Regions from separate parts of the Homo sapiens genome. Here region 2 is linked to region 1. A link is an interaction called in ENCODE POLR2A ChIA-PET data of the cell type or tissue named here. Cell type or tissue: MCF 10A. All regions are shown on one strand. Each heading gives the region's core, and the rest is flanking DNA. Links, peaks and the distances in the headings are about the cores only. Region 1 overlaps LOC105372640 (a long non-coding RNA gene). Region 2 has its middle 25 kb from the start of SULF2.

Region 1 (15,484 bases), core at 5,179-10,178:
TTCAGCCACTTCTATCCTCGACGCTCAGCCATTTGCGTTGCTTTGCCAGCTGAAGTCTTTAATGGGCACAGGATAGGGGCGGGGCAGGTAAAAAAGGCAACATTTGGGGGGAAAAAGGAGGTCAGCTGTTTTCACTTAGGGCCATGATTCCAGGCTTAAGGGTAAGGTTTAGCTGGGAATCCAGCCTTTCTGTATCAAGAGCACATTCTAGAAATGCCATCGTCTGTGTTGCAGCCTGGGGAGAGCCAGGACTATACCCCAGGTCTTCTACTGCTCCTGGTCCTACCATCATCCACTTTATTACAGTAGAGCTGATCATAAGGGGGTGAAATTTCCATAGGGTTAGTAAGATCTTCTAGCGACAATTACAGCAGTCATAGTAGTCATTGACATTCTTGGTGGTCTACAAAACAGCCATCACCTCCTGCTTCTTCTCTGCACAGAGATCCCCAATTTTGTGTCAAGAAAAGAGATGGGGATCTCAAAATCTCAGAGAAGCTAGCCTGTCTTCAGTCACAGAGGATTAATCTGGCTTAAAACCACCATGGTTCACCCTTTCCTTTTGCCAGTGACTGGTGCAGGAGTTGCCATGTGAATCTGTTCTGGCTAATGAGGTGTAAAGAGAAGTATGTTGGGCGGTTGCCCACTTTGAAATAAAAATTGACAAAATCTCATGACAGAGCTTTTTAACCCTGATTCTTTTACCTTTCTAGGGATGGGAGAGCTGGAGCTTGTCAGCCATCTTGTGACCATGAGGATGCGGATGTGAAGCTGAAAGGTTAACATGCTGAGGAAGGCAGGGAAGAAACATGGAACGACCCCATATCCATGGGGGGCATCGCACTGTTGCCATATCAGCCCTGGGATCTCCAGGCTCCAGATGTCTTGTTCAAATGAGACAAGGTGCTGTCTAAAAAGAGCACAAGACGGAGCTAGTCAGGTGTTCTGAAACTGCAGCCAAGTGCATTCCCAATGATGTAAATATTTTCCTGTTTACAGAGGGCTCTGTTGAGTATCTCACTCATGAGGAAATCAACAAACATGTTTACTGAGCCACAATTATAGGACAAAAATTTTCTAGGCCCTTAGAATACAAAGGTAAGCCGAGTTTCTGATCTCCCAAAAACTGAAAACAGGAGAGGAAACACAACATGGTCATATTCATAATAGCTACCCTCAGGATTTGTCAGGCACTGTGCTAATTCACTTGATCCTGGGTGGTCAAAGCTGAGTGGAACAGCACACGCCTTGCTGGGCAGTAGCCATTCTGCTTCTGTTCATAACCCACCCTGGGCCCAGTAAAAGTCTAAAAGCAAAATTCCGAGGGCGTGACTCCTCAGGCCAGGGGTGGATGGGAGCCTGAGACTCGGGGTCTTTCTTGTTGTTAATGGGGTGGGGTGTGCAGACCCCCACCATCAAAGCTGCAGTGAGGGAAAATTCCAGAAACCCCAGCTAATGGAGACTTGAGCCAACCAGCCAAATGGGACTCCCAACTTCCCAGCTCCTCTGTTTTTCGGAATGCGGACACGTGTCTGTTGTCCTCCACAGTCTGTGTATGGCAGGGAAGTTATCAGTAACTGGCCCCCCGCCCTCCCTGCTACCCCCACCCTATGAATGCCCAGCTCTCAGTTTCCTCTCCCTCTCAAAGCTTTGCCCAGCCTGATGCAAATCCTAATTAAAATTGCACACAGATTGACTTTAAAAAACACTGTTATGATTGAATATCTTTATTAAATCTGGGTAAAATATGTAAACAAACCACATATTACTAGGAAAACTAAGGGGAAGAGGATATGATGGCCACAAGTGCTAAGTTAATTCCTGAAGAAGACTGTGGGTTGTGTCTAGAAAATATCCCAAGGCCTCTATTGAAGGGACCATATTTCAATTTCTTATTTTTTAAATTGTGGTAAGAACATTTAATATGAGATCTACCCTTGTAGAGACTTTTACGTGTGCAATACAGTATTGCTCTCTATAGGCACAATGTCAGGCAGCAGATCTCTAGAACTTATTCATCTTGCTTAAGTGTAATGTTACACCTGTTGATTAGAAAGTTTCCCTTTCACCCTCCCCCCAAGCCTCTGGCAACCACCATTCTACTCTCTGCTTCAATGAGTTTGCCTATTTTTGATACCTCATATAAATGAAATCATGTAGTATTTGTCCTTCTGTGACTGGCCTTTTTCACTTAGCATAATGCTTTCAAGGGTCATCCATGTTGTCATAGATTGCAAGATTTCTTTTTTTTTAAGGCTGAATAATATTTTATTATATGTATATATTACATCACATTTTAAAAATCCATTCATCCATCAATCAAGATTGATTTCACATCTTGGCTACTGTGAACGATGTTGCGATGAAGATGGCAGTGCTGAGATCTCTTCAAGGTCCTAATTGCAGTTCTTTTGAATAAATACCCAGAAATGAGATTGCTGGTTCATATGATAGTCCTACTTTTAGTTTTTTTGAGGAGCCTTTATGCATTTTTCCATAGTAGCTGCACCATTTTGCATTCCCACCAACAGTGTAGCAGGGTTCCAATTTCTGCACATTCTCACTTGTTGTCTTTTGATTTTTTGATAATAGACATCCTAAAAAATGATGTGTGGTGATATCTCATTTTGGTTTTAGTTTGCATTCACCTGATGATTAGGGATGCTGAGCATCTTTTCATATAGCTATTGTATGTGAGACACCACATTAACAGAATGAAGGAGAAAAATCTCGTGATCATGTCAAGTGATACAAAAAGAGCATTTCATGAAACTCAACACTCTTTTATCATAAAAACACTCAAAAACTAGGCATAGAGAAAAATTATTAACTCAACATAATAAAGGCCATATATGAAAAGCCCACAGTTAACATTACACTCAATGGTAAAAAACTGAAAGCTTTTCCAGGAAGAACAGGAAAAAGACAAGGATGCTTACTCTTACCACTTCTATTCAACATAGTACTGGAAGTCCTAGCCAACACAACAAGTCAAGAAAAAGACATAAAAGGCATCTAAATTGGAAAAGAAGAAGTTAAGCTTTCCCTTTTGCAGATGGCATGATCTTATATATGGAAAACCCTAAAAACTCTTAAAAAAAACCTGTTAGAATTAATAAACAAATTCAGTAAAGTTGCAGGATACAAAGTCAACATACAAAAATCAATTGTGTTTCTATATACTCACAACAAACTATCTGAAAAGGAAATTAGAAAATCAATCCAGTTTACAATAGCATTAAAAAAATACTTAGGAACAAACTTAACTAAGGAAGTGAAAGATCTGTACACTGAAAACTACAAAATATTGATGAGAAAAATTAAAGAAGACACAAACAAATGGAGAGATGTCTCATGTTCATGGATTGGAAGACTTAATTCTGTTAAAGTGTCCCTACTACCCTAAGCATTCTACAGATTCAAAGTAATCCCTATCAAAATCACATGGAATTTTATTTTTACAGAAATACAAAAAAATTCAGAAATTTATATGGAACCACAAAAGACCCAGAATACCCAAAATAATCTTGAAAAACAAGAACAAAACCAGAGGCATAACATTTCCTGATCACAAAATATATTACAAAGTTATAGTCATTAAAACAGTATGGTACTGGCATAAAGACAGACCTATAGATGAATGGAATTATAATAGAGGGCCCAGAAATAAATACCCAAATATATGGTAGGATGATTTTCAACATGGGTGCCAAGAATACACAATAGGGAAAGGATAGCCTCTTCAATAAATAGTGGTGGGAAAATTGGATATACATATGCAAAAGAATGAAATTAGATCCTTATCTTTGTCTTACACCATTTACAAACATCACCTAAAAATGGATTAAAGCCTTAAATGTAAGATCTAAAACTATAAAGCTCCTAGAGGAAAGCATAGGGGAAAATTTCATGACATTGGTCTTGGCAGTGATTTCATGGATACAACACCAAAAGCATGGGCAACTAAAGCAAAAATAGACAAGTACGATGCCAAACTAAACAGCTTCCGCACAGCGAAGGAAACAATCAGTAGAGTAAAAAGGTAGCCTACAGAATGAGAGAAAATATTTGCAAACTATGTATCTGATAAGGGATAATTTCCAAAATATATAAGGAACTCCTACAACTTTATAGCAAAAAATCCCTAATAACCCAATTAAAAAATGGCTAAGGATTTCAATAGACATTTCTCCAAAGAAGCATGACTTTTAATTAGCCTAAGCAGCCTTACAGAAGGTGGGATATGGAGCAGGGTAATTGTGCAGAGTGATTTTCCCCTAAAAGATCAGCTGCCCTGGATGTCCCAGCTGGTGGGAAGATGTTCAGCCCATGCTGGGGCAGGGCCACAGAAGGGCTGAGCTGGACATAACCAACCACAACTTTCACCCGGATGTATCTCTTTGCAGCCAGGAGGCCATGACTTTTAATGGAGGGTTGCAGATCTATTTTATGTATGCTAGATGAGATTTTAAACAGACCTCAAAGAGCTAAGACAACTGCCCCCAAAAGGGCAGGGCTGGATTTTCTATCTTGGACCAAATAAGCAGGGATGAAGGTAAAGGGAGGGGTATAGAGCCAAACCTGCTTTTTATGACTGGGAAGGGGGAAGCGGGGGTCTGAATCTAGATTTAAAGGAGGAAATAAATAGAAAATGAAATTCCTTTTTCTTAACAAATAAAATAATCGGGGCACTGTGGTTTCTTAGAGGAGAAATTATTTCACTCTTCCTCCTTCTCCAAAGCTATAGATTTTTCTACTCCTTTGCTCGTTAATCAACTAGAAATGTGACTTGGGGGAGGCAGAGCAACAGCATTTTTTGCTCTGGAGTTCATTAGGAATTCTGGAAAGCTGACATCATAACTCACTCCTAGTGCAGCTGGCTGCCAACTTCCCAGAATCTGAGGTTGGGGAGCCCATTTAAAGCTGCAGGCAGCCTTTCTGCAAAATAACTCAGCTCAAATAGGATGTCTATTTATAAGCAGGACATCAGGATTTTCCTAGGAGTCTAGACTTCAACAGCTCCTTTAGTCCAGGAAAATGTCGGCTTAAAAATTGTATTACCACAGGCTGGGTGTGGTGATTCATATCTGTTATCCTAGCACTTTGGGAGGCCGAGGCAGGAGGATCACTTGAGGATGGGAGTTCGAGACCAACCTGGGCAACATGGCTAAACCCCCAATTCTATTTTTAAAAACAAAAAAATTAACCAGGAGTGGTGGTGCATGCCTGTAGCTACTACAGGCACTTGGTAGGTTGAGGTGGGAGGACTGCTTGAGCCCAGGAGTTCAAGGTGACAGGCAGCTGTGATTGTGGCACTGAACTCCAGCCTGAGCAACAGAGTGAGAAAACCCTATAGCTAGTAAGAGAGCAAAAACTAAGTTAGACGTGTCAGAAATAATAACAAAAGCCAGTAGGAAAATAGGATTCTCATTGCTAAAAAGCAGACGTTCATAAGACACATACCTGCACGTTGCTATTTTGCCAATTTAAGTGTGACCTATAAAAATAATGTAAAAGAGTTGGTTATTGACAATCTTTTCCCATAAAATATTTAGAAGTCTTGCTTCCTTATTTTATGAACTTGACTTTTTTAAGGAGGAGAGATGGATTATTCAATTCAACAAATGGGCAATGAGCTCCAACAAAAGGCTGCCTTGTTTATCTTGAATTTCGGAAGTGAAATAGACACGGGGTCTTGATGCCCCATCAAGGGCATTGCCCCAAGGGCAATGCATATCTGAAGTGTTGGGCTGACAATCTCAGCCCTCCTTAAGAAATAACATCGATCGTAAGCACCTTCAGAAAATACAGGCAGAAGAAACACTCCTAACTCATTTTATGACACTCACTTATGACACTATAATACCCAAATATGACAGATAGTCAGATTTCAGCACTGAACAGATAGTCAGATTTGGGTATTATAGTTTCAAGACATCTCAAATTTATTCCAATGTCTCTGGGCTATGCTGTTTCCAGCAAATGTCTACCAGGAGCTTCCACGATAGGCACGATACCTTTTGGTGGAAAAGAACATCTACTCGCTACCGTTTTTTTCCTCCCTGGACTAGTGTCATCTGCCCATAGACAATAGCTTTTTCTTTAGTACTTTTGTGAAACCTTCATCTCATCCACTCCAATGTCTTTGATTGGCCATTATGTTCACCAGGTTCACAATAAAGTCAGAAAGAGGTGACAGTATAACATTGCTTCTCCTTCTTCTCCCATGTTCAATTCAATGTGTCAGAGGCTCCTGTTGGTTCTTTCTTCCAAAACATTGGAATCTGAATGCAACTCCTGGTCTCTGCCGCTGTCATCGTGGGTTAAGCCCCATCATCCTTCTCCTGGTTTGCTGACAGCTCCCTAACTTGACTTCTTGCTTCCCTTGTCTATAGACTCCTATGTACAGAAATGAAACTGTTCAAGGATATTCTTTTTAGCCTTTTTATTTTAAAATCAAACACAGGTACAAAAAAAACACAAAAATGTATAGCTTAGTGAGATATTATACACAAATATTCTTATCACCAAGACTAAGTCAAGAAAGAGCACCTGGCCAGAGTCCCCTTCACGGCTGCATCCCAATCACAGTCTGTCCCTTCCTCCCTCCAAAAGTAACCCTCATGCTGATTCTCATAGTCAACAACCTCCCTACAATCTGCATGGCTTAATCACCCCCATGTGGCTCCCTAGACAGCATAGTTCACGTTACCCATTTGGTAAATCTTGGTAAGTCTCTTAAATTTCCAGATTTCCCTTCCATGCCTGTCTTTTTCTTAAAACTTCTTTGTCACAGTGCCTGAACCCTGTGACCTATAAAGATTTTCACAGTCTGGATTTTGGCGAATCCGAATTTATGGTGCAGTCAGCACATTCCTGTCTCTGTCCTGTGTATTTCTTGCAAAATAGCAGCTGGATCCAGCAACTTGTTCAGAATTAAGTGTGATTGTGAAAAAAAAAAAAAAGTCTGAACTATAAAGAAGCTATTGGGGAACAGTTGTAAAGTTGTAAAGTTAGATCATGATGTTAAAGCCCACCCACCTAAGACTGCCAGGAACTTCCCTGCAGTCACAGTCAGTTTATTTAGCTTGCTGCAGTCAGGGAGATTCCCACGCCCATGGCCACCTGGGGGCATCTCAGTAAGGGGGAAGGGGCAGTGCTTTTTAGAGGACCTAGGCTTCTACAGAATGGTTCCAAAAAGGGATTAAGGAGGCAAGGTCAAGAAGTGAGGGCAACTTGGTGATTGCGTATCTTAAATACTTTATCTCAGGAGTGGGAAGCTTGAAGCAGGCTAGAGTTGTCACTGGTAAAGAGGCAGCTGTCACTCATGTTAGAAAAGGGGCATGTTCAGTCATTTCTGTGGCTGCAGAGTGGTCTTATCCCTGCCTACCTCTAAACACAGTCAACTTGTGGCCTTGTCTGAACGAGTTCATATTCTTTGAGTGTGGTTCATGTCGACTCAGGAGCATCATGGCCTGGAGGGTTGTGTTTCTCAGTTCCCTCCATAGTCTAGATGCAAACAGGACTGTTTTTTTTTTTTTTCTCCCTTACCAATGATCATATTATGGAAGGCCTTGGTTTTCACCCTGAGAAGGTTTGTATATAACTTGGCAGATGAGACAGAGTTATCAAAGATAGTTGGGTGCTGGAGTAATCAAGTTAGAATTGTACTTGAGAGATCAGGTATCTGTCAGTCTTTTGAAAGAGAAAGGACAGGAGGTAGGGTATTAAGGGCAATTATGGTCCAGGCTAGAGAAGGTGCAATGCCAATGAAGGTACCAGGCATAGGAAGAAAACAAGCTGACCAATAGAGGAGGCATCTGAGGGAGGGAACAACAGGCTGTCCCCTGGATTGGATGCTGGCGGTGGAAGAAGATAAAGTAGGAGGTGCTGATGTTTGCTCACCCAACAGCTGTCCCCACCCTACTTGCTAACAGGATTTTTTTCTAGGCAAAATGGAAATGGATCACAATTGGTCAAAACCAGCCTTGGCTATGCCAGTCACCTTTGCCAGATACTTCCCAGCTCCCTTTACAGTGAGGACTTCCCTATGACTCATTCTGGCCCAAAAGACCGAAGAGGATTGTGACAGGTCTCCTAAGAAAGGTTTTCATTTCTTATAAAAATAACAGGTGTAAAGAGGGTGTTCCTTTGAATTGCCCCTATTTCGTTGTTTTGGCTTTGATCCTAAACTGGAAGCATTGAAGCCAAGCCTTTGATTAGCTCCCATTTTCTACAATAGGAAATTGGAATACGTAATGCCCAGATCTGCACCCCACCCCCCAGTCTTTTCCTAAAAACACTGGTATTTTCTTTCCTAAAAACACTGGTATTTTCTTTTCCTATCTTTTGAGATGGAGGTATTGCTCGTGTCTGGGTGAATTGCTTATGCCAATGAGATGTTCGTAGACACGGCACAGGCAGAAGCCTGGAATGTGTCGGCACTGCCAGGCCTGCCCTCTAATGCTCTTGATTTTTCCCACGAGACGAGCGTGCCCCAGGGAACTTTGGCTCCAGCTGCAGGATGAGAGGCATGTGGAGCACGCAGGGTTCCAACCCTCAGCCTGGAGTCAAGCCCAGACTAGATCAGCCTAAGCCCAGCCAAGCCACGGGTGCAGGAGTGAAAAGCAAATGCTAACTGTCCATGACATTGACTTTCAAAGGGGCGTGTCATGTTATGTGGCTCATCCCAGCAACAATGAAGATATTTCTCTATCAGTCAGTCGGTAAATAATTATTGACAATGTGCAAGGAAGCTGGAGTGATTGGAGTAGATTTGGTCACTATTCTTATGGAGCTTATTTTCTAGAGGGGAAGACATATGATGGATCAATAAATATAAATTATTCTATTAGGTTGGTGCAGCAGTAATTCCAGCACTTTTTTGCCAGTAAAGGTAATGGCAATCAAAAGTGGGGAGGAGCCGGCGCTGCAGTTCATTGAAAGTAATGACAAAAACTGCGATGACTTCTGCACCAACCTAATAGAATAAATTACGAGTGCGCAAAACGCTGTGATGGGAAAGTTCCAAGTGCCAGGACAGCATCTAGCTTCCTGGACTCAGGAGATGGGGGTTTTCAACCTAAGCAAGGTTAAGTCCAAGTGGTGGGGGCAGGCGGGGGGGCGATATTTCAGTGGAGACTCCAAGGATGAATGGAAATTAGAAAAGTGAACGCAGATGGTGAGGGGGGAGGGGTTTCAGGCACAGAGAACAGCATGTGCAAAGGCCTAGCGGGGAGGACATCGTGTGTTCTGGATGTCCTCCCCGCTGAGGGGCGGGGACTGAGGGGCAGCCAGCAGGCTGGAGCTGAGCGGGTGGAGAGGAGGATGGGGAGCCGGGCAAAGGCGCTCCACGCAGGGGGCACAGCAGGGGCAAAGGCCCGGAGTCAGGCCTGAGCCTGTGTGGTTTCAGGAAGTGACAGAGGCCTGTCTGGGAGGAAAGTAACAGCAGAGGGGAGACCATAAGGTCAGGGCAGAGGGCAGGGCCGTGCTGGGCACTGTGGGCTGTGGATAGGACCTGGCATTTATGCTCGGGTGAGGGGAACATGTTAGAAGATTTTAAGGAGGGCAGGAACATCTGGGGATAACGTGTATTCTAGAATCTCAACCAAGTAAATTCTAGTTTGAATGTTCACAAGACTTCTGCACAGGCAAAGTGAAAGATCGTTTCTAGAGCTGTGAGATAAAATCATAGTAAAAGAGAGTTACTAAGTTTTTAAAGGTTATTTCAAATGGTGGATTTCCACCTTACAATTGAATATAAGTAGATTGTAAGGTTGATGGAAAGTAGAAAAGTTTCCTGACTTGTGTGAATATAAAAGAAACATCAGTTTGAAAGAAAACATTTATTTATTTACTTCCTCTGCAGTTTTCCTGACTGCTACATTTCATGAGAAGGGATTATTCTTGAGGGTTCTGGAGCTGCAGCCCAGGGGAGGAGCCAGTGCTGCCACTGACACCTCAGGGTCGTGGAGGTGAAAATCCCAGAGGAACAGGTGCTCCTGTTGCAGTTTGAGGTTCCTGGAGCTGGAGACGCAGGGAGAAGATGGCGCTGCTGTTCTAATTTAAGGATCATGAAGCCGGAGACGCAGAAAGGAGCTGGTGCTGCCACTGCTCACATCTGAGGGTTTTAGAGCTGGAGCCTGGGGGTGGAGCTGCTGCTGCCTTTGAAGTCTGAGAGTCATTGACCTGGAGGTCCAGGAAGGAGCTGGTGCTGCTGTTCTAGTTTGAGAGTCATGGAGCTGCAGACCCAGGGAGGAGCAATGTTGTCATAGTTCAAGGGTCAGGAAGCTGATGACACAGGAAGGAGAGATCTTGATCTGCTTTGAGGGTCGTGGAGCTGCAGACCCAGGGAGGAGCAATGTTGTCATAGTTCGAGGGTCCGGAAGCTGGCAACACAGGGAGGAGAGATCTTGTTTTAGTTTGAGGGTTGTGGAGCTGCAGACCCAGGGAGGAGCAATGTTTTTGTAGTTCCAGGGTCCGGAAGCTGGTGACCCAGGGAGGAGAGATCTTGTTCTAGTCTGAGGGTCGTGGAGCTGCAGATCCAGGGAGGAGCAATGTTGTTATTTGGGGACTGGAAGCTGCAGACCTAGGGAGGAGAGGTCTTGTTCTAGTTTGAGGGTCATGGAGCTGCGGACCCAGGGAGGAGCAATGTTGTTTTAGTTCGAAGGTTCGGAAGCTGGTGACTCAGGGAGGAGAGGTCTTGTTCTAGTCTGAGGGTCGTGGAGCTGCAGATCCAGGGAGGAGCAATGTTGTTATTTGAGGGACTGGAAGCTGCAGACCTAGGGAGGAGAGATCTTGTTTTAGTTTGAGGGTCGTGGAGCTGCGGACCCAGGGAGGAGCAATGTTTTCATAGTTCAAGGGTCCGGAAGCTGGCGACACAGTGAGGAGAGGTCTTGTTCTAGTTTAAGGGTCGTGGAGCTGCAGACCCAGGGAGGAGCAATGTTGTTATTTGAGGGACTGGAAGCTGATGACACAGGGAGGAGAGATCTTGTTTTAGTTTGAGGGTCATGGAGCTGGAGACCCAGGGAGGAGCAATGTTTTCGTAGTTCGAGGGTCCGGAAGCTGGTGACCCAGGGAGGAGAGATCTTGTTGTAGTCTGAGAGTCATGGAGCTGCAGATCCAGGGAGGAGCAATGTTGTTATTTGAGGGACTGGAAGCTGCAGACCTAGAGAGGAGAGGTCTTGTTTTAGTTTGAGGGTCGTGGAGCTGCAGACCCAGGGAGGAGCAATGTTGTTATTTGAGGGACTGGAAGCTGATGACACAGGGAGGAGAGATCTTGTTTTAGTTTGAGGGTCGTGGAGCTGCAGACCCAGGGAGGAGAGATCTTGTTTTAGTTTGAGGGTCGTGGAGCTGCAGACCTAGGGAGGAGCCATGTTTCCATAGTTCAAGGGTCAGGAAGCTGGCAACACAGGGAGGAGAGGTCTGGTTCTAGTTTGAGGGTTGTGGAGCTGCAGACCCAGGGAGGAGCAAGGTTGTTTTAGTTTGAGGCTCCGGAAACTGGCGACGCAGGGTGGAGAGGTCTTGTTCTAGTTTGAGGGTGCGCCCAGGGAGGAGCAATGCTGTCATAGTTCGAGGGTCAGGAAGCTGATGACACAGGGAGGAGAGATCTTGATCTGGATTGAGGGTCGTGGAGCTGCAGACCCAGGCAGGAGCAATGTTTTTGTAGTTCGAGGGTCCAGAAGCTGGCGACACAGTGAGGAGAGGTCTTTTTCTAGTTTGAGGGTCGTGGAGCTGCAGACCCAGGGAGGAGCAATGTTGTTTTAGTTCGAAGGTTCGGAAGCTGGTGACCCAGGGAGGACAGATCGTGTTCTAGTCTGAGGGTCGTGGAGCTGCAGATCCAGGGAGGAGCAATGTTGTTATTTGAGGGACTGGAAGCTGCAGACCTAGGGAGGAGAGGTCTTGTTCTAGTTTGAGGGTCATGGAGCTCCCGACCCAGGGAGGAGCAATATTTTCATAGTTCAAGGGTCCAGAAGCTGGCGACGCAGGGAGGAGAGGTCTCATTCTAGTTTGAGGATCATGGAGCTGCTGACCCAGGGAGGAGTAATGTTTCTGTTGTTCGAGGGTCAGGAAGCTGGCGACCCAGGGAGGAGAGATCTTGATCTGGTTTGAGGGTTGTGGAGCTGCTGACCCAGGGAGGAGCAATGTTGTCATAGTTCAAGGGTCAGGAAGCTGACGACACAGGGAGGAGAGATCTTGATCTGGTTTGAGGGTCGTGGAGCTGCGGACCCAGGGAGGAGCAATGTTTTCATAGTTCGAGGGTCCGGAAGCTCGCGACCCAGGGAGTAGAGGTCTTGTTCTAGTCTGAGGGTGGTGGAGCTGGAGATCCTTGGACGAGCTGGTGCTGCAGTTTAAATCTGTGGATCCTGGAGCTGGAGCCCTAGGCATTAGCTGGTATTGCTGTTGTTCATATATGAGGGTTATGGGGCTTGAGGTACAGGGAGGAGACGCTGCTGCTGTTCAAATCTGCGGGTCGTGTAGCTGGAGAGCGGGGAGGAGGTAGTCCTGGTGTCTAGTGTGAGGGTGGTGGAGCTGTAGACCTGGGGAGGAGCTGGTGCTGCTGTGTAGTTTGAGGGTCATGGAACTGGAGACCTAGGGAGGAACCAGTACTACCGCCATTGAAGTCAGAGGGTTGTGGATCTCGAGTTTTCGGGGACAGCCCGTGCTGCTATGTAACTGTGGGGAGGATCCAGTGTGTCAGGTGATGTCTGAGGGTTTGGGAGCTGGAGACCCAGGGAGGAGCCGGTGCTCCTCTTCTAGTTTGAGGGTAGTGGAGCTGGAAATCCTGGGAAGAGCCAGTGCTGCCATTTAAATCTGTGGGTCCTGGAGCTGGAACCCTTGTGGGAAGCCGGTTCTGCCATTCATGTCTTAGGGTCGTGGAGCTGGAAACCCAGGGAGGCAGCGGTGCTGCTGTTCTAGTTTAAGGATCATGAAGCTGGAGATCTGGACAGGAGCTGGTGCTACCATTATTCAAATCTGAGGGTTGTGGAGCTGGAGCCTTGGTGAGTTGCCGGTGCTGCCTCATCTGAGAGTTGCTGAGCTGGAGATCCAGACAGGAACCTGTGTTGCTGTTGTAGTTTGACGGTCATGGAGCTGGAGACTCAGGGAGGAGGGGTGCGGTTCTAGTCTGAGGGTTGTGGAGCTGGAGACCCAGGGAGGAGCTGGTGCTGCTGCTGTTTAAGGCTGAAGGTTGTGGAGCTGGAGACCAGGGAGGGAGCTGCTGTTGCTGTTGATCAAGTCAGAGGGTCATGGGGCTTGAGGTACAGGGAGGAGCTGGTGCTGCTGTTGCAGGTTTAGGGTCATGGAGCTGGAAATCTAGGGAGGAGCTGCTGCTGCTGTTCAAGTTTGAGGGTCGTGTAGCTGGAGAGCGGGAAGGAGGTAGTCTTGATGTCTAGTGTGAGGGTGGTGGAGCTATAGACCTGGGGAGGAGCCGGTGCTGCTGTGTAGTTTGAGGGTCATGGAACTGGAGACCTTGGGAGGAGCCAGTGCTACTGAGGGTCGTGTATCTGGAGCTTTGGGGAACAGCCCGTGCTGCTGTTTAACTGTGGGGAGGATCTGCTGTGTTAGTTGAAGTTTGAGGGTTTGGGAGCTGGAGACCCAGGGAGGAGCTGATGATGCCATTCTATTTTGAGGGTCATGGATCTGGAGACCTGGGGAGAGGCCGGTACTGCTGTTGTAGTTTGAGGTTCGTGGAACTGGAGACAGGGGGAGGAGCCGGTGCTGCTGTTCATGTCTGAGGGTTGTAGAGCTGGAGACCCAGGGAGAAGCCCGTACTACGGCTTTTTAAGTCTGAGGGTCGTGGAGCCTGAGACCTGGGGAGGGGCCAGTGCTGCTGTTCAAATGGCTCATTCCGGGGTCTCCAGCTCCATGACCTTCAAACTAGGACAGCAGCAGCAGCTCCTCCCGGGGTCTTCCAGCTCCATGACCCTCACACTAGAACAGCAGCAGCAGCTCCTCCCGGGGTCTTCCAGCTCCATGACCCTCACACTAGAACAGCAGCACCGGCTCCACCCTGGGTCTCCAGATCCATGACCCTCAAACTAGAACAGCAGCACTGACTCCTCCCCGGGTCTCCAGCTCTACAACCCTCAGACTTGAGGAGTTGGAGACTCGGGGAGGAGCCAGGGCTGCTTTTCTACTTTGAGGGTTGTGGAGCTGGAGACCCAAGATGCAGCAGCTGCTGCTATTCTAGTTCGAGGGTCTTGGAGCCAGAACCTTTTTGAGGAGCTGGTGCTGCCTTTCAAGTCTGAGAGTCATTGAGCTGGAGTTCCAGGGAGGAACCGGTGTTGCTATTCTAGTCTGAGTGTAGTGAAGCTGGAGACCCAAGGAGGAGCCGGTGCTGCTGTGTAGTTTGAGGGTCGTGGAACTGGAGACTTAGGGAGGAGTTGGTGCTATCGCCCTTTAAGTCAGAGGGTCGTGGATCTGGAGCTTTGGGGAACAGCCCGTGCTGCTGTTTAACTGTGGGGAGGGTCCGGTGTGTCAATTGAAGTTTGAGAGTTTGGGAGCTGGAGACCCAGGGAGGAGCCGGTGATGCCATTCTATTTTGAGGGTCGTGGATCTGGAGACCTGGGGAGAGGCCGGTACTGCTGTTGTAGTTTGAGGTTCGTGGAACTGGAGACAGGGGGAGGGGGCGGTGCTGCTGCTGTTCATGTCTGAGGGTTGTAGAGATGGAGACCCAGGGAGAAGCCCGTACTACGGCTTTTTAAGTCTGAGGGTCGTGGAGCCTGAGACCCGGGGAGGGGCCAGTGCTGCTGTTCAAATGGTTCCTCCCCGGGTCTCCAGCTCCATGACCTTCAAACTAGGACAGCAGCACCAGCTTGGAGCCAGAAACTTTCTGAGGAGCCAGTGCTGCCTTTCAAGTCTGAGACTTGTAAGAGCTGGAGACCCAGGGAGGAACAAGTGTTGCTGTTCTAGTCTGAGGGTAGAGAAGCTGGAGACCCAAGGAGGAGCCTGTGCTGCTGTTCATGTCTGAGGATTGTGGAGCTGGAGAACCAGAGGGGAGCTGGTGCTGCTGATCGTGTTTGAAGGCTGTGGAGCTGGAGATCCCAGGAAGAGCCGGTGCTGCCGTTTATATCTGTGGGTCTTGGAGCTGGAGCCCTAGCGGGGAACCCGGTCCTGCCATTCATGTCTTAGGGTCGTGGAGCTGGAAACCTAGGGAGGTGGTGGTGCTGCTGTTCTAGTTTAAGGATCATGAAGCTGGAGACCTGGACAGGAGCTGGTGCTACCGCTGTTCAAATCTGAGGGTCATGGAGCTGGAGCCTTGGGGAGGTGCCGGTGCTGCCTCTCAAGTCTGAGGGTTGTTGAGCTGGAGATTCAGGGAGGAGCCGGTGTTGCTGTTGTTGTTGGAGGATTGTGGAGCTGGAGGCCGAAGAGGAGCTGGTGTTGCAGTTCAAGTTTGACGGTCGTGTAGCTGGAGACCTAGGGAGGAGCTGGTGCTACCACCGTGTAAGTTGAGGGTTGTGGAGCTGGTGGCGCTGGGGAACAG
Region 2 (15,484 bases), core at 4,971-9,970, 320 kb after region 1:
TCTTGAATATTTTTTTTCCAGTTACCTGAGCCAATAAATCCACCTTTGCCTTAGACCATTGGGGTTTAATTTTTCTTCACTTAGCAGCTGAAAGAATCTTAACTTACAGAAACCACAGAACATAGACATAATTACTCTTCCATTTTACAGCAGAGGAAACTGAGGCCCCACCTCCTTCTATCTTTATCCTCGGATTTTTGAGACCGTTGCCTTCTGCTTCATCCCAGACATCTGTACCCTGTTTTCTCCCATCCAAAGAGAAGGAAAAAAAGACAATGTTCACACCCCACTGGCCATGTTTTGGTCACAAGGAGGCCTGGGAAATGCAGTCTTTATTCCAGGCAGCTAGGCTCACTGCTACCAGGAGGGATGCTGAGGTCATCCAGCAGTCTCTGCCACAGCTGGGTAACCCCAGCCCTGTCCCTGTCCCCCATGGGGCAGCTTGAGTGCAGGACAGAGGACCTGCAAGCCCCACACCAACCTGACAGGGCACCTTCATCACATGGCCTGGCCAGGTCATCCTCACAGGAGGACAGCACTAGGGTCTGGGCAGGACCAAGGCTCTGGACAGGCCAGAGAGAAAGGTATGAGCAGTGACGGGAGCAATATCCAAAAAGGCCCCACCCCTTTCCTGGGTGCCCAGGGAACCCCAGGGTCTCCCTCAGTGCTGCTGGCTCCTTCCTGCACCAGGCACCTGAGACAGAGGCTGCAGTGAGAAGACCCCGTGGTCAGTCACTCTTGCATTGGATGGGAAACTCCTCCCTTTGAATGAAATGCTAATTATAGCCTGCATGTGTGCAGTCTGTTACCTGCTAAAAATATGCTGTCTTATTCTTGTCTGCACAGGTGCAGCTGAGTTGGGGGAAATCATGCTGTTTTTAGCACTGGTATAAGCAGACAATTGAATCCTAGACTTTGGGGACGGGGTCTGCCTGGGAACTTGTTTCCAGGAGTGTGACTGAAGTGAAGGGCCAGTCAGAGGAGGTGCCGCAACCCCGGGGCACAGCAGAGCAGTGCCAATGTGGGAGGAAGCATCTTCCAACAGTGGTATCAGCTTCACAGTGGAGGCAGCCTCAGCTTCCAGGGCTGAGAGACATTTGTCATCTTGGCAGGAGGGAGGCTGTTAAAACAGGCACTGGGGGAGCACAATGGGGCCCCAAATCCACCCAAGAAAGCCCCAAAACAGGGATGTTGGAATGAGATGAGGAGGAAAGGGTCCTGAAGACAGAGGAGGCAGGTATGGGGAAGGATTGAGAGATGTCACTCATTCATTCATCCATTCATTCATTCTACAAATATTTATTGAGTCCTACCACATGCCAGGTACTCTGCTAGGTGCTGGGTTGAAAGGGACAGATAAGGTCGCTGCCCTCATCTTTATTACAATAATATTTCTATACATATTGAGCCAGGAACTGCCCAAGGCACTAGAGACACACATCAAACAAAAACCCCTTCTTGGAGCAAAAATTCTAATGGGGGAAGGAGGCTCTGATGTCCCCTCTCCCAAGAACAAATGAACACGGAAATGATGATAAGAGTTGGGGACTCCCATGGGACCCTCCCGTCCCTGTCCCTGGGTCTCCAGTTCAGCCTTCGAGAGTCCAGGAGGTGTCGGCTTTCCCACCTGGCCACATCTGCTGCTCGGTTTGTCTCACATGCTGCTCAAAGACTCAAACCAGCATCCTCAGCCCTGATGCACCCCCTCACTCTGGGGGGGCACAATCACAGGATGCAAGTGAGCCAGATATCCAGAAAGGTGAAGACCTCCTGGATCTAGACAAGAGAATCCAATTGGCTGAGCCAAATTTGCACACAACACCTGCATGGGAGGCAGGTTCTCTGGGTTCAAATCCCAGCCCACTGCCTACCACTTACTAGCTGTGTGACCTTGGGCAGGTTATTTAAACCTCTCTGTGCCTGAGTCTCCTCCTCTATAAACTGAGGATAATGATAGTTCCTGTTACATAGGATTATCAGACAAGTTAAGGCAGAAAATACCAGTAAAGTGCTCAGTACACCATCTGCCCATGGGATGCAAGGGTTTAAAATGTTAGGCATCATCACCCTCATTACGGTTGCGTTGAATTTTATATTGATTATTGGCTTTATATTGATTACTTCTGATTATTATTGATTGGTTTTATATTGAGTATTATATGGCATCTGATAACATTCTCATGACCTTCCTTCCTGGCTCCACAGTGTCATGTGTTTTTTATGCTGGGATCAATTCCATTCCCTGGATTTGACATTTCCCTGCAGAAACGCAGGCTGGGAAGGGAGCTCTGAGGTCATCCCCCATCTTTATCACAATCATCAGCCACAGATGTCCCTGAGTCCAGGGCAGGTGCTGGCCCATCATCCCGCAGGTGGTTCCACTCTATACTCTACAGAACATGTGCTTCCCATTCCATCTTCCAGCATCTGCTGACCCTGAATGGCTCCCCAGCCTTGCCCTGGCCTCCCGTCCTGGTCATGAGCAGCCCCTTCCCCACACAGCAGTTAGAAGGATCCTTCTCATGCTGAATCAGCCCTGGGCAGCTCTCTGACCACAACCTTCCAGTGTCCCCATCACGGGACTGATGGGCCAGGCCCTGCCCCCTCTCAGCTCCTGTCTCTGCCCAAGCTCCCCTCACACCTGCCCTCAGTCCCTCCAGCCTCCCTGCTGTGTCCAACCACCACCCCCTCTTACTCCCAGCTTGTCCCACCTCAGATCCTTCTACCAGGAGTGACCTTACTTAAATATGCCCACCCTCCACTGGCTCCTCCTCATCAGACAAGGCAGGTCAAGTGACACCACCTCAGGAGCCCTCCCAACTCCCAAGTCCAATGTCGGCCACACTCTCCCATCTGTCATGTCACTCTCCCTTGCTTCATGGGTCTAAGATGGCTGCCAAACTCCAACCATCACACTGACATTCCAGATAGCAGGAAAGCACAAAAGATAAAGAAGAGAATACCTCTGTCTTTAAGGACACACCCTTAAAGTTGCACATGATGATTTTGCCTACTTTCCCACTGTCTAGGACTAAGTTCCCTTGCCATGCTTAGCTGCAAAGGGGCTGGGAAAGGTAGTCATGACTCTGGGTGACCATAGGCACAACTGATAGTCAGCAGTAGTTCTATTACTAAGGAAGAAGGGGAAACAGCTAATCTGTTAGGGAACCACTTGGACTCCCTGCCACTGCCACCTACTGACTATTTCACCTTGGGCAAGTTACTGGGGATCTTTGTTGTGAATCTCAGATTTCACATCTCTGATATCAAATGCAAACTCAGAAGATCCAGCCTGTTCTGTCCCCTGTCTGTCCTTGTGGTCACACCTCTTTCCACTCCCCCACCTGATTCACTTTGCTCCCAGAGCACAGGACTCCTTTGTCTCAAATCTGCCAAGCTCATTCCTACCCACAGGGCCTCCGCATTTGCTGTTCCCTAAGCATGGAACTCTCTTCTGATCATTTTTCCTAACTGTGGTAAATTACACACATAAATTAACCACCTTAACCATTTCTAAGTGTACAGCTCAGTGGCATTAACTACATTCACACCATTGTGCTACGATCACCACCATCCCTCAACAGAACTTTTCATCTGGCAAAACTGAAACTCTGTATCCGTTAAATACGACTCCATTCTCCTTCCCCTCAGCCCTTGGCGGTCACCATTCCACCTTGTCTTTATAATCTGACTACTCTAGGTACCTCCTATAAGTGGAATCATACCGTATTTGTCCTTTTGTGACTGGCTTATTTCGTTCAGCATAAAGTCCTCAAGCTTCATCCGTGTTGCAGCATGTGTCAGAATCTCCTTCCTTTCTAAGGCTGAGTAATATTCCATCGTAGGGATATACCACATTTTCTTTATCTATTCATCTGTCAATGGACACGTGGATTGCTTCCGTCTTTTGGACATTGTAAATAATACTGCTATGAGCCTGTGTGTACAGATACCTCTTCAAGTCCTTGCTTTCAATTTTTTGGGGTATATACCCAGAAAGGAATCGCTGGACCACATGGTAATTATATGTTTAATGTTCCGAGGAACAGCCATACTGTTTTCCATATGGGTATACAATTATACCCCCATGGTATACCCCTATAGTATACAATTATACCCCCATGGTAACCCCTATGGTATACAATTATACCCCCATGGTATACCCCTATGGTATAATTCCATAGGGTATAGCCATAGGGGTATACAATTGACATTTCCATCAATAGTGCACAAGGGTTCCAGTTTTTCCACACCGACACCAACACTTGTTAGTTTCTGTTTTCTTGATAGTAGACATCCTAATGAGCATGAGATGGTATCTCATTGTGGTTTGGGTTTGCATTTTTCTAATGATTAGTGGTGCTGAGCATCTTTTCTTGTGTTTATGGGCCATCTGTATATCTTCTTTGGAGAAATCTTTATTCAAGTCCTTTGCTCATTTTATAATAGGGTTATTTCTTTTTTTGTTGTTGAGTTGTAGGAGTTTGTTTTTAATATCCTGGATATTAGCCCCTTATATATATTTCAAACATTTTCTCCCATTTCATAGGTTACCTTTCACTCTGCTGTGTCTTTAGATGCAAAGTGTTTAATATTGCTGTAGTCCAATGTATCTATTTTTTCTTTTGCTGTCTACACTTTTAGTTTCACATTCAATAAATCGTTGCCAAATCCAATGTCATGAAGCTTCTCTCTTATGTTTTATTCTAGGAGTTTTACAGTTTTAGGTTTGTGTTTAGGTTTTTTATCCATTTTGAGTTAATTTTTATATATGATAAAAGGTTCTTTTGTATGTAGATATACAGTTTTTGCAACACCATTTGTTGAAGGGACTGTTCTTTCTCCATTGAGCGGTCTTAGCATCTTTGTCGAAGATCATCTGCCCTACATGTGAGGGTTTAATTCTGGGCTGTCTGTACTGTTCCCTTGGTCTACACACCTATCTTTATGTCAGTATGATACTGTTTTGATTACTGTAGCTTTGCAGTAAGTTTTGAAATCAGGAAGTGTGATGTCTCTAACCATTCTTCTTTTTCAAGATTGTTTTGGCTATTTGAGGTGCCTTGAGGTTCCATATGAATTTTAGTATAAATTTTTCTATTTCCACAAAAAAATTAGAATTTTGATAGGGGTTGCATTGAATCTATAGATCGCTTTGGAAGGTAAGGGCATTTTACCAGTATTAAGTCCTCTGATTCATGAGCATCATCTGGTGTCTGCATTTATTTGTGTCTGCTTTAATTTTTCAGCAATTTTTATAGTTTTTTATAGTTTTTGGTACAAATCTTCTGCCTCTTCAAATTTATTCCTGTCTTTTATTCTTTTTGATGCTATAGTAAATTGAATTGTTTTCTTAATTTTCTTTCTGAATTGTTCATATTCACTGATTTTTGCACATTGATTTTATATCCTGCAACTTGTCAAATCCACTTATTAGTTCTAACAGGGGGATTTGTAGAATCTTTAGGGTTTTCTGCATATAAGATCATGTCACTTGAGTACAGAGATAATTTTACTTCTTCCTTTCCAATTTGGATGCCTTTTATTTATTGTTCTTGCCTAATTGCTCTGACTAGGAGTTCCACTGCTATGTTGAACAGAAGTGCTTCTTCCACTAGTTTTCGCTCAGTAGATTCCTTCTCTGCATTCGAGTCTCAACTCAAATATGATCTCCTAACAGACAGCAATCCCGGACGCTCCCTAGTCCCCAGTCCCTTGCTATCACATCAACACACTTTATTTTCCACCATTTAGTATGATCTGAAATTACACTGTGTATTTGTTTAATTGTTCATTTCCTGTTTTGCTTCCTGCACGGGGGTTCCATGGGTACAGGGACCTGTCCTTCTTGCATGCCCCATGCCTAGGATGGGGTCTGGCACAAAGACATTCCTTGATAAATGTTTGTTGAATGAATTGGTCAAAGATGGGACTGAGGCACCAGCAGTTGTAGGCTCCCATGCCCCTGGCAATGCTTCCTTCTCTCAAGAGTTTTCTTCTCTGCCCGCCCACAAAACGTCTTCATCCAAATAGGTTGATTCCTTGCCATCCTCTACAATTGCTCTGAGCGACTGCAGTCGGTCATCTAAGTGGGGATGCATAGCAGTGGCCCAGGATTAGAGGTGCAGAGGACATGCCTTTCTTATCAGGGATAGTCCTAATAACAATATCTTATTTACAACTCACTTCACAGCCTGCATGTACTTAAGCATCTGCCATCCCTGAAAGAGAAAGATAAACACAATTGAGACATTTAGGCAGAAAATGAAGGGAAGATGAAAAGGTTTAAAAATGAGCAAGGGATGCATTTTCCAGCATTGAATGAGAGCATAGGTTTCTTCCTGGTTTCAAGATAAAAGAGAAAAACCTGAAGGAGAAAAACACTCAAAAAAGGTGATGCTTTATCCTGAAGATTAGCCCACAGCAGACTGTCAGGGAATCTATAGTAACGGAGACTCTAGGATAAATTTTTTTAAATTAAGAAGCAGAAGGAGAAAAGGCAGCAGCCCTGAGCCTCGACTTTGGAACGTCCTCCATCCGTCTGCGTCTGTCATCAGCTGGCAGAGTGGGTGCATGGCAGGGGGAGCCAGGGCCATTGTTCCTCCCCTCAGCCCTTTCTGCTCTCAGTTTAGGGATAACCAATGTTTGATGGCTTGTCTCTCAAGAGCGATTAGAAGCAAAGCTGCTCATTACAGGCTAAATCTCAAAGCGCTCCTACAGAAATCTCACTTCCTAAGCCCAAAGCCCTGATCCCGGGCTGCATTTTGACAAGGCTCATCTGTGACCCTGACCGGCACCAGCGGACGACGATGGGCTGACACACACAGCACTTACTGCGGGCCGGGGACTGCAGTTCTGAGCTCTCCGGGTGCATGAACTTGCTTAATCCTCACTGAGCTCAACGATGCTATTGGGATTCAGCTCACAGATGAACAGAGCCGGGCTGGGCAGAATCAATGCTCCCTGGGCCCATGGCTGCAGGACAGCGGAGCCACTTCCAGGACCCCTGGCCAGCACCAGGCCCACACCACTGACCACTGCCCACTGATGGTGCTCTTGACAGAAAAGGGGCCTCAGTGACAGCCCTGATACCAATATTGCTCCAGATGCCTCTTTCCAGGAAAAAGTCCTCTTCTGAGACAGTGAATCCAGTGAACCAGACTTTTCCAGGGCTCTCAGAATTTTGGCTGCATTCCCACAGTTAGAAGTGTTGGAACCAATTTGTTCTAAAGAGAGTGTGGAAATCTCTATGAAAGCCACCAGTCACCACCCTAACATGAAAGAGGGACATTCGAAAGGAGATTTCTAGGAGGGAATTAGCAGGAGGAGACACTTTGGCCCAAGACAAAGAGCAGGGCTTCGAGAAACCACCGGCAGAGGCTGGGCTACTCTCCAAGCAGGACAGCATCTCTCAGACTATTCTTCCCCCAAGAGTGCTGGGAACCTCCGAGGGCAGAGGGGATGCTGGACTGGACCCATCTGGGAAGGGGTCCGCTGAGTGGGGGTTCCCTAAGGCTTTACATGGGGCAGGAATTGAAGGTGAGGTTTGCAACAAGGGGTGCATTCCCAGCGCCCCAGTGTCTGAAAAGCATGCAGTATGGAGCCCCAGCGTGTTTCTGAATGCTCCTCTCCCACCGTCCCATGCACCTATTTTATGTCAGGTACCGTTGAAGCAGATCCTGAGAGGAGGACCTTCATGCAAGGACTGGATCTAGGATCTGCACCAGAGAAGACGAGAAAGGGGTAGGGAGAGGGGATCAGGAAGAGCAGGAAGCCGGGCCAGGGTGCGGCCTTAAGCCAAGCCCCTTAGGGAGGGAGGCAGGCTTCAGCCCACCCTGCAGGGGAATCCAGCCCAGGGTGTGAGTCACAGCCACTCCTTGTCCTGCCTCAGGGCAGGGAGCTGGGCTTCCGGACACCTGCACTCCAGACACAACCAGCTCTCTGTTGAGGCAAGGCAGATCCAGGAGCCCCAGGGCCATCCTCTTATGAGAGCCAGAGCTGTGGCCCATGGAGGGGAAGGAAGGTACAGCCACCAGGGCCAGGCGATGAACACAAAATGCAGAAGAGAATCCCAGGGCACAGAGGCTGGCACCCCCGCTGGCCGCTCCTTATTTCTCTGCTCACTGCCTGTGGGACCCTCAGCCTGTCGCGCGCCCTCCCTGAGCCTGTTTCCCCAGCTCCAGAGTGAGAATCGTCATAACTGCCCTGACCTCCAAGGGCTGCCATAAAACCAGGAGAAACTGTCCAGAAAACCCAGCACAGCTGGGACCAGCAGCGGGCTCATTAAGAAAGCTAAATATGCTAAAGTGGGTGGGGAATCCAAAAAAAAAAAAAACCCGTTTACACTCACAGCTTTATACAGTTAAAAGAAAACATGCAACTCTCCTATAATTGACGAATATTTTCATGCCAGGGCTAATGACTTTCTTCATAATGTGGGCCTGCTGTTGGATTCTCCCATTGTCTTTGTTCTTTATATAATTCTACAATGTTCAGTTTTGGCTTCTTTGAAGTGGAATGAGGGTATGAAAACACTTGCCACGCAATCCGGGTGCAGGATCCTTCCACACCAGCATTGTCCAGTAGAAATAGAATGTGAATCACAAACATAATTTAAAATGTTTCAGTAACCGCATTAGGAAAAAAAAACTAAAAAGAAACAGAATAAATTAATTTCAATGATATATTTTATTTAACCCAACATACCTAAAATATTATTTCAACATACAATAAATGTAAAAATGAAGGTCATTTACATTTTTCATTCTAAGTCTTCAAACTCTGGTGTGAGTTTTACCCTTCCAGTGCACCTCCATGTTTATCAGATATACTTGACTTCTATTTCGATTTTAGAAATTTGACAGCTGAAAAAGTAGATTCACATAAACAACTATCCCCAAACATATTTAAAAGCTTTCCAATAACTGAATCACATATCAGTTTTTAATCATTTAAATTAATTAAAATTGAACAAAATTAAAAATTCAACTTCTCAGTCACATCAGCCACATTTTTAAAAAATATTTTTTAAGTTAGAGATGGAGGCCGGGCGCGGTGGCTCAAGCCTGTAATCCCAGCACTTTGGGAGGCTGAGGCAGGCTGATCACCTGAGGTTGTGAATTCGAGAGCAGCCTGACCAACATGGAGAAACCCTGTCTCTACTAAAAAAAAAATAAAAATACAAAAAATTAGCTGGGTGTGGTGGCACATGCCTGTAATCCCAGCTACTTGGGAGGCTGAGGCAGGAGAATCACTTGAACCCGGAGGCGGAGGTTGTGGTGAGCCGCTATCATGCCATTGCTCTCCAGCCTGGGCAACAAGAGAGAAACTCAGTCTCAAAATAAATAAATAAATAAAATTAAATAAAATTAGAGATGGGGGTCCTGCTATGTTGACCAGGCTGGTCTCAAACTCTTGGCCTCAAGCTATTCTCTCATCTCGGCCTCCCAAAGTACTGAGATTGCAGGTGTGAGCCACCACGTCCAGTCACATCAGCCACATTTAATGTGCTCAGTAGTCACATGCAGCAATGACTATTTCTTTCAACCCTTTTTTTTTTTTTTGAGACAGAGTCTCTTTGTTGCCCAGGCTGGAGTGCAGTGGCACGATCTCGGCTCACTGCAACCTCTGCCTCCTAGGTTCATGCGATTCTCATGCCTCAGCCTCCTAAGTAGCTGGAGCTACAGGTGGGTGCCACCATATCTGGCTAATTTTTTTTGGATTATTAGTAGAGTTGGGGTTTCACCATGTTGGCAAGGCTGGTCTCAAACTCCTGACCTCTCAAGTGATCTGCTCCCCTCAGCCTCCCAAAGTGCTGAGATTACAGGCTCTCCCACCCAGGCTGGAGTATAGTGGCACATTCATAGCTCACTGCAGCCTCGAATCCCCAGGCTCAAGAAATCTTCCCATCTCAGCCTCCCAAGTAGTTGGGACTACGGTTGTGCATACCACACCCAGCTAATTTTTTTTTTTTTTTTAAGTAGAGACAGAATCTCCCTACATTGCCCAAGCTGGTCTTGAATTCCTGGGCTCAAGTGATCCTCTGGCCTCAGCCTCCCAAAGTTCTGGGATTACAGGCATGAGCCATGGTGCCCTGCCTGCAGCAATGACTATTATATTGGGCAATTACTGGGCAGTTCTCAATATTTTTCTGATCTCTTTTTCAGCTTTTTGCCCTTAAGAGATCTTTCCAGACAATTCAACTTGGTGTTCATAAAAACAGCAACTCCCTTTCTTTTTCCCCTCCTAATTATCCGTTTGCTATGTTTACTAAGTTTTGCAATTGCAATGCCAGGTATATCCAGAGTAAACAGGTTTGGAAACAAACCCCTGAATTTCAGCAGGCAGAGAACACGATGGGCATTTCAGAGAGTGGCAGATAGCCCCAAGCTGTGGGCTTGTCCCTCTACTTACAGAGGAACGGAGGGCTTGGAAGCATCAGGGGAGTGAGTTAAGGGAGTTGCACAGAGAAGATTCTACTCTGCATTGAAAGCTCTAATTTCAGTGAGTAGCACGCAAAAAGTAATTGTTGTCATCTCTGCTAGTCTAAAAGCACACCACTCCACCAAAGCCCTGCTCAGACGGCTGCCTAACCAATATCCTTCTTCACGTTCCTCCTCCTGACAGAAGCCTGACTTTGTCCTGGTGTCTACCTGTTCCCCATGCAGCCCCTTGGTTCAGGGGATGCTGACGTGGTCCTCAGCTTCAGGGTCATCCCAATTAGTCTACAGTTACTACATTCAGCAATCTCCTGGTGATTGTCAGTGGTCCCGGAAGGGACACATGGGCCAAGATGGCCAATTGTACTGAAGACAAGGAGTACATCCCACACTTGAAGGAGTGATTTCTCTCTCAATGCCAGGGGACCTGTGATAGGGACAGGAGGCAGAGAAACTCTGGGCAGAAGAGGGCGGTCCCCAGCAAGGGTCCTACCCTCAAACCTGGAACCATGGCCCGAAGTGAGAACACGGATTCCTGTTTTCTGACTTGAATGTTGCCTTTCCAAAACCACACATGACACGCCCCACCCCCCATCCTGTGCCATAAAAACCCCAGGCTTCTCCAGCAGAGAAGAGGAGAAGTAGCTGGACGTTGGAGAGAAGCAGCTTGACTTCAGAGGGACGGCTTGACAGTGTTGCTTCGAAGAGGATGAAGAGAATGTTCCCCAGCGGGGAAAGATTATCTTCCCGCTCTATCCCTTTTCCATCTCCCCTTTCATCGGCAATAAAATCCTCCATATTCACCACCGTCCAATTCGTTCATGCGACCTGATTTTTCCTGGATGCAAAATAAGAGCTCAGGTGCCACAGGTGTGGACACTAAAGGCTGTCACACTGACCGTCTGCTCTCGCTGGTGGAGAGAAACAACCTCATGCAAAAAGGCAGAGGGCCCACTGAGCTGTTTAACACTTAAGCCATCCGCGGACAGCAAAGCTAAAAGAGCACTGTGACGCCCGTCCTCTGGGGTTTCCGGGTTTGCAGGTACCCCCCTCCCTTAGACGCTGCTGTGGGGCCAGCACAGAGTTTGCTCCTGCCAGCGCCCAAAGGCACTCGCCGCAGCTCCTGAACCCGCTCATCTACATGCTCCCTCCCACAAGGGGTTGAGCACAACAGTGAGTGGAGTTTGCCCTGCTGGCACCGAAGTGGCCGGGTAGCTCCAGCTTCCGATACTCCAGGTCCCACCTGTGAAGGGGTCGGGTAAAATTTCCTGCTTCACCTGGACAAGAAGACATGTGCCAGTTGCTGGTGGCAGCCACATTGTGACATCCCACAACAGGCGAGGGAGACTGGTGGTGTTGCAGAGCCACTGAATCAACCCACCCTGAAGTCCACCTCTGTTATGGGAGATAACATACTCCCTCACTGCGTAAGCCAGATTCATTAGGGGTTTCAGTCACTTGCAGCCAATAGCAAGCTGACTCACATACAATCCCTCCTAAAAAGACTTCTCTGACCCTCTCCGTTCTCTGGACCCTGCGACCTTTCTCACCGCACCAACCCACTGCATCCTGCGTGCCATTTATGTCCGTGTGTTTCTCCCACCAGCCATGGGCCCACTGAGGATGAGCTCTGTTTCTTCACTCTTCTCCTTAGCCCAGGGTTCTGCGATTAGTAGGTGCTTTGTAAATTCCATCGCACAAAAACATATTTTATTGCGGTTGCTTTAGAAAGCTGGATAGATGGGTGGAAAGCACTCTTTTGTTTTTTGTTTTTCAGAAACTCACCACTGTGATGTAAACTGCTCTGTTAGGTGACACTGCAGTACTTCTATGCCAGTAAAGACAGGTTTGAAGATGCTTTATTTCACTGGGACAAACTACATGTCCATAAATGTCCCATCCGTCTTTCTCCCACTTGATGATATTTGCAGACTCAGTAATTTCCTTTCTGCGATGAACATCCCTCTTTAACATTCAAACTCCCTTAAACAGATGTAGTGCTTTCCCACAAACCCATCTGGACAGGTGGCAGCCACGTTAAATCTCGTGCATGGGACTGCAGCACTCTGGGTACTCATGGAATCTTCTTCCATTCATTCTTGTTGTTGTTGTTGTTGTTGTTGTTGTTGTTGTTGTTGTTGTTGAGACAGAGTCTCACTATGTCACCCAGGATGGAGTGCAGTGGTGCGATCTCGGCTCACTGCAACCTCTGCCTCCCTGGTTCAAGCCATTCTCCTCCCTCAGCCTTCCTCCCGAGTAGCCCGGCTAATTTTTGTATTTTTAGTAAAGACAGAGTTTCACTATGTTGGCCAGCCTTGTCTTGAACTCCTTACCTCAAGTGATCCACCACCTCAGCCTCCCAAAGTGCTGGGATTACAGGTGTGAGCCACCAGGCCGGGCTTCTTCCATTAATTCTTTTTTTTTTTTTTTTTTTTGAGATGAACGTTCACTCTGTCACCCAGACTGGAGTGCAGTGGCTCCCTCTTGGCTCACTGTGATACAGTTCTGATGAGGGGAGGAGGGTTCTTGTCTCATGTCAAATTAGGTAAGATGACACGGACACACATGGAGCGGTTTTAAGGAGCGGAGTGTTTAATAGGCAAGAAGGAAGGGAGAAGGAAGAAGCTCCCTTGTACAGAGGCAGAGGAATGGGGGCTCCAAAGCCGAAAGAGGAGGTCCCCACCTGCCATGGATACCAGCCAGGTATATATACAGAGGCTGGAGGGGGCGGTGTCTGATTTGCATAGGGCTCAGGGGATTGGTTTGACCAGGCATGTCATTCATGGTAGCCCATGAAAAAGCTGGCCCTCCCACCCTAGTCTTTTAATATGCAAATACAGGGCGCCACAATGTTCTACACACGTGGGGATATGTGGGGGCGGCCATGTTGCCAGGAACAGGTCGGGAAAGGGCAAGAAGGCTCGCGACCCAGTTTCTAATGGCTGGCATTTGCATATCAAAGGTTGCCCGCCTGGCTCTAAGAGCCCGGGCTTTACAGAAACTTCCGGAGATGCTTTAACAAACGAAAACTTCCCAAGGACCCCTTTTCCTTTCTATCTGCCTAAAATAATTTCTTAATAACTCCTACCACAACGGCAACCTCTGACTCCCAGGTTCAAGCAAATCTCATGCCTCAGCCTCCCAAGTATCTGGGACTATGGGCGCGTGCCACCACACCCAGCTAATTTTTGTATTTTTTTAGTAGAGACAGGGTTTCACCATGTTGGCCAGGCTGGTCTCGAACTCTTGACCTCAAGTGATCCACCCACCTCGGCCTCCCAAAGTGCTGGGATTACAGGTGTGAGCCACTGCACCTGGCCCCATTCATTCTTTCCCCGCAGGGGCTGCCCATCCTTTCTAGATATGCACCCCCACCATTAGAATAGAATCCAGGTGGCGTCTTTAAAAGAGAAACCAATACTGCCCTGGGCAACTTTACGTTAGGGAAGAATGTTTTGGATTTAAATCAAAGGTTAGTGTTTAGGGTCCCTTCTGCAGGTGGGCAGGGGCCCCAGAGACTAAGGGTGGAGACACTGCTTGGCCCCAGGGTCACCTTTGGGCATCAGGGTCACACAGTGCACACTCCTGCAGGTTTGTGCAGGTTTCTGATGCCCCTTATCTTCCCTCCAAGCCGGTCACTCCCATTTAAAAAAAAAAAAAAAAAGGCACCTACAACCTTCTGGCGATTAGGCCAAATCTTAGAGTCAGCATAACCCTTCTCTTTCTCTTATTCCTCCATATCCCAACCATCTACCAAACCTGCTGGCTTTAGCTTGTGATGATGGCTACCATGCTATCGCCTGGCCACACCGCTCCGAATACGGAGGCCTGGGCGTCCATCATCCCTTCTTGACTGTGGCAATCACCTCCTTGCTGGTCTCCCTACATCGACTCCCTGCATTGATCCTGCACAATCCATGCTCACAGGCAGCCAGAGGGATCCTTTTAAAATATTAAGGCAAAATACATAAAGTCCTCTGTGCCAAACCCCACCCCATCTATCTCAGAATATGACCCAGATGTCTTTGCCATGACCCATGAGGCCCTCCATAACCTCAGCTCGAGCTCTTCTCCTTGTTCCCTCCATGCTGACCCTCCTAGAACACCCCCAGCACACTCCACCACAGGGCCTTTGCACATGCGGGTCCATCTGCCTGGAAACTTCCTCCCCTGGATGTGCACATGGAAGACTCATTTAATTCCTTCAGGCCTCTGATCAAAGGGGGCGCATCTCAGAGAGGACTTCCACATCCCCCAGTCTAAAGTAAACCCTCCAGCCACTTGATATTTCAAGTATATGTGCACACATACACACATATGTCTATGTGACTGTACTTGCGGGGGCAGGCTGTACTTGTTTTTCACTGCCCCTCCCACCCCGCCAGCTCCCCGAGAACAGGGCCTTGGTCTTTTTCATCCACAGTTGCATCGCTGGTGCCTAGAGCATGCCTGGCACGTAGAAGGTGCTCTGAAAAGAGCTGGAGTGTGATTAAACCGTGGAATCTTCTGAGAGTGCTGCCTCCGCAGAGAACTCGGGGAGACAGAAGCTGCCTGGCCCAGGGCATCTGATTCCAGGGCCTGGACTTCTTGTCTGGTGTCCCTCCAGGAAGGTGTCCCTAAGAGAATAAGTTGTACTTTCTCTTCTCAGTACAAAGGATCTTTTTGTAATTCTCTGGCATGGGAACCATTCCAGAAGCCCCAGAGTCACCAAGCTTGGCCACACTGAACACACTTCCTAGAACGAGCCTCAAATGGTTGGGTCTGCCCGTCTCCAGACACCCAGTTCCTGGACAGTCACCGCAGGCAGCTCCCCTGTCCATCAGGACAGAGCTGGACAATCAAGGTGTGGGGCTTGGTGCATCTGAGGGTTCATCTCGGGCCACCCCCGCTCCAGTGAGGAACCTGCAGGCCAAGGAGGGGACGTGACTGGCCACTGAGGGCATTGCAGGCAAAGCCGGCCAGGACCGGCTTTCTCCCAGGCCAGGGCGCTTTCCTGATGGAAGTTTCCGGAAGCCTTCATCCAATTCCATTCGTTCACTCTTCTT

What was found. ChIA-PET counts read pairs that join two places held together with the same protein. Peaks named below come from ENCODE experiments on the same cell type or tissue, not always from the same donor. Only the 100,000 strongest peaks of a DNase experiment are listed, where the experiment ranks them.
Region 2: POLR2A ChIA-PET joins it to region 1 with 7 read pairs; 1 of 35 experiments calls an interaction of 5 or more read pairs at or near these places.

The regions. Positions count from the first base shown.
Region 1 is chr20:48,121,161-48,136,644 of GRCh38, reverse strand. It overlaps LOC105372640 (a long non-coding RNA gene), which reads right to left. Exons shown (of 2, transcript XR_936803.2): 2 at 9,831-15,484. Among named protein-coding and RNA genes, the nearest start is that of LINC01522, 140 kb to the right of the region's middle. RefSeq lists an enhancer at 9,786-10,671. In MCF 10A, for the core only: no CTCF peak of the experiment used is centred there; DNase peaks (open chromatin) are centred at 8,024 and 8,468.
Region 2 is chr20:47,802,242-47,817,725 of GRCh38, reverse strand. No RefSeq gene overlaps it. Among named protein-coding and RNA genes, the nearest start is that of SULF2, 25 kb to the right of the region's middle. RefSeq lists enhancers at 7,540-8,120, 8,121-8,702, 12,323-13,277, 13,278-14,232. In MCF 10A, for the core only: no CTCF peak of the experiment used is centred there; DNase peaks (open chromatin) are centred at 7,195 and 7,885.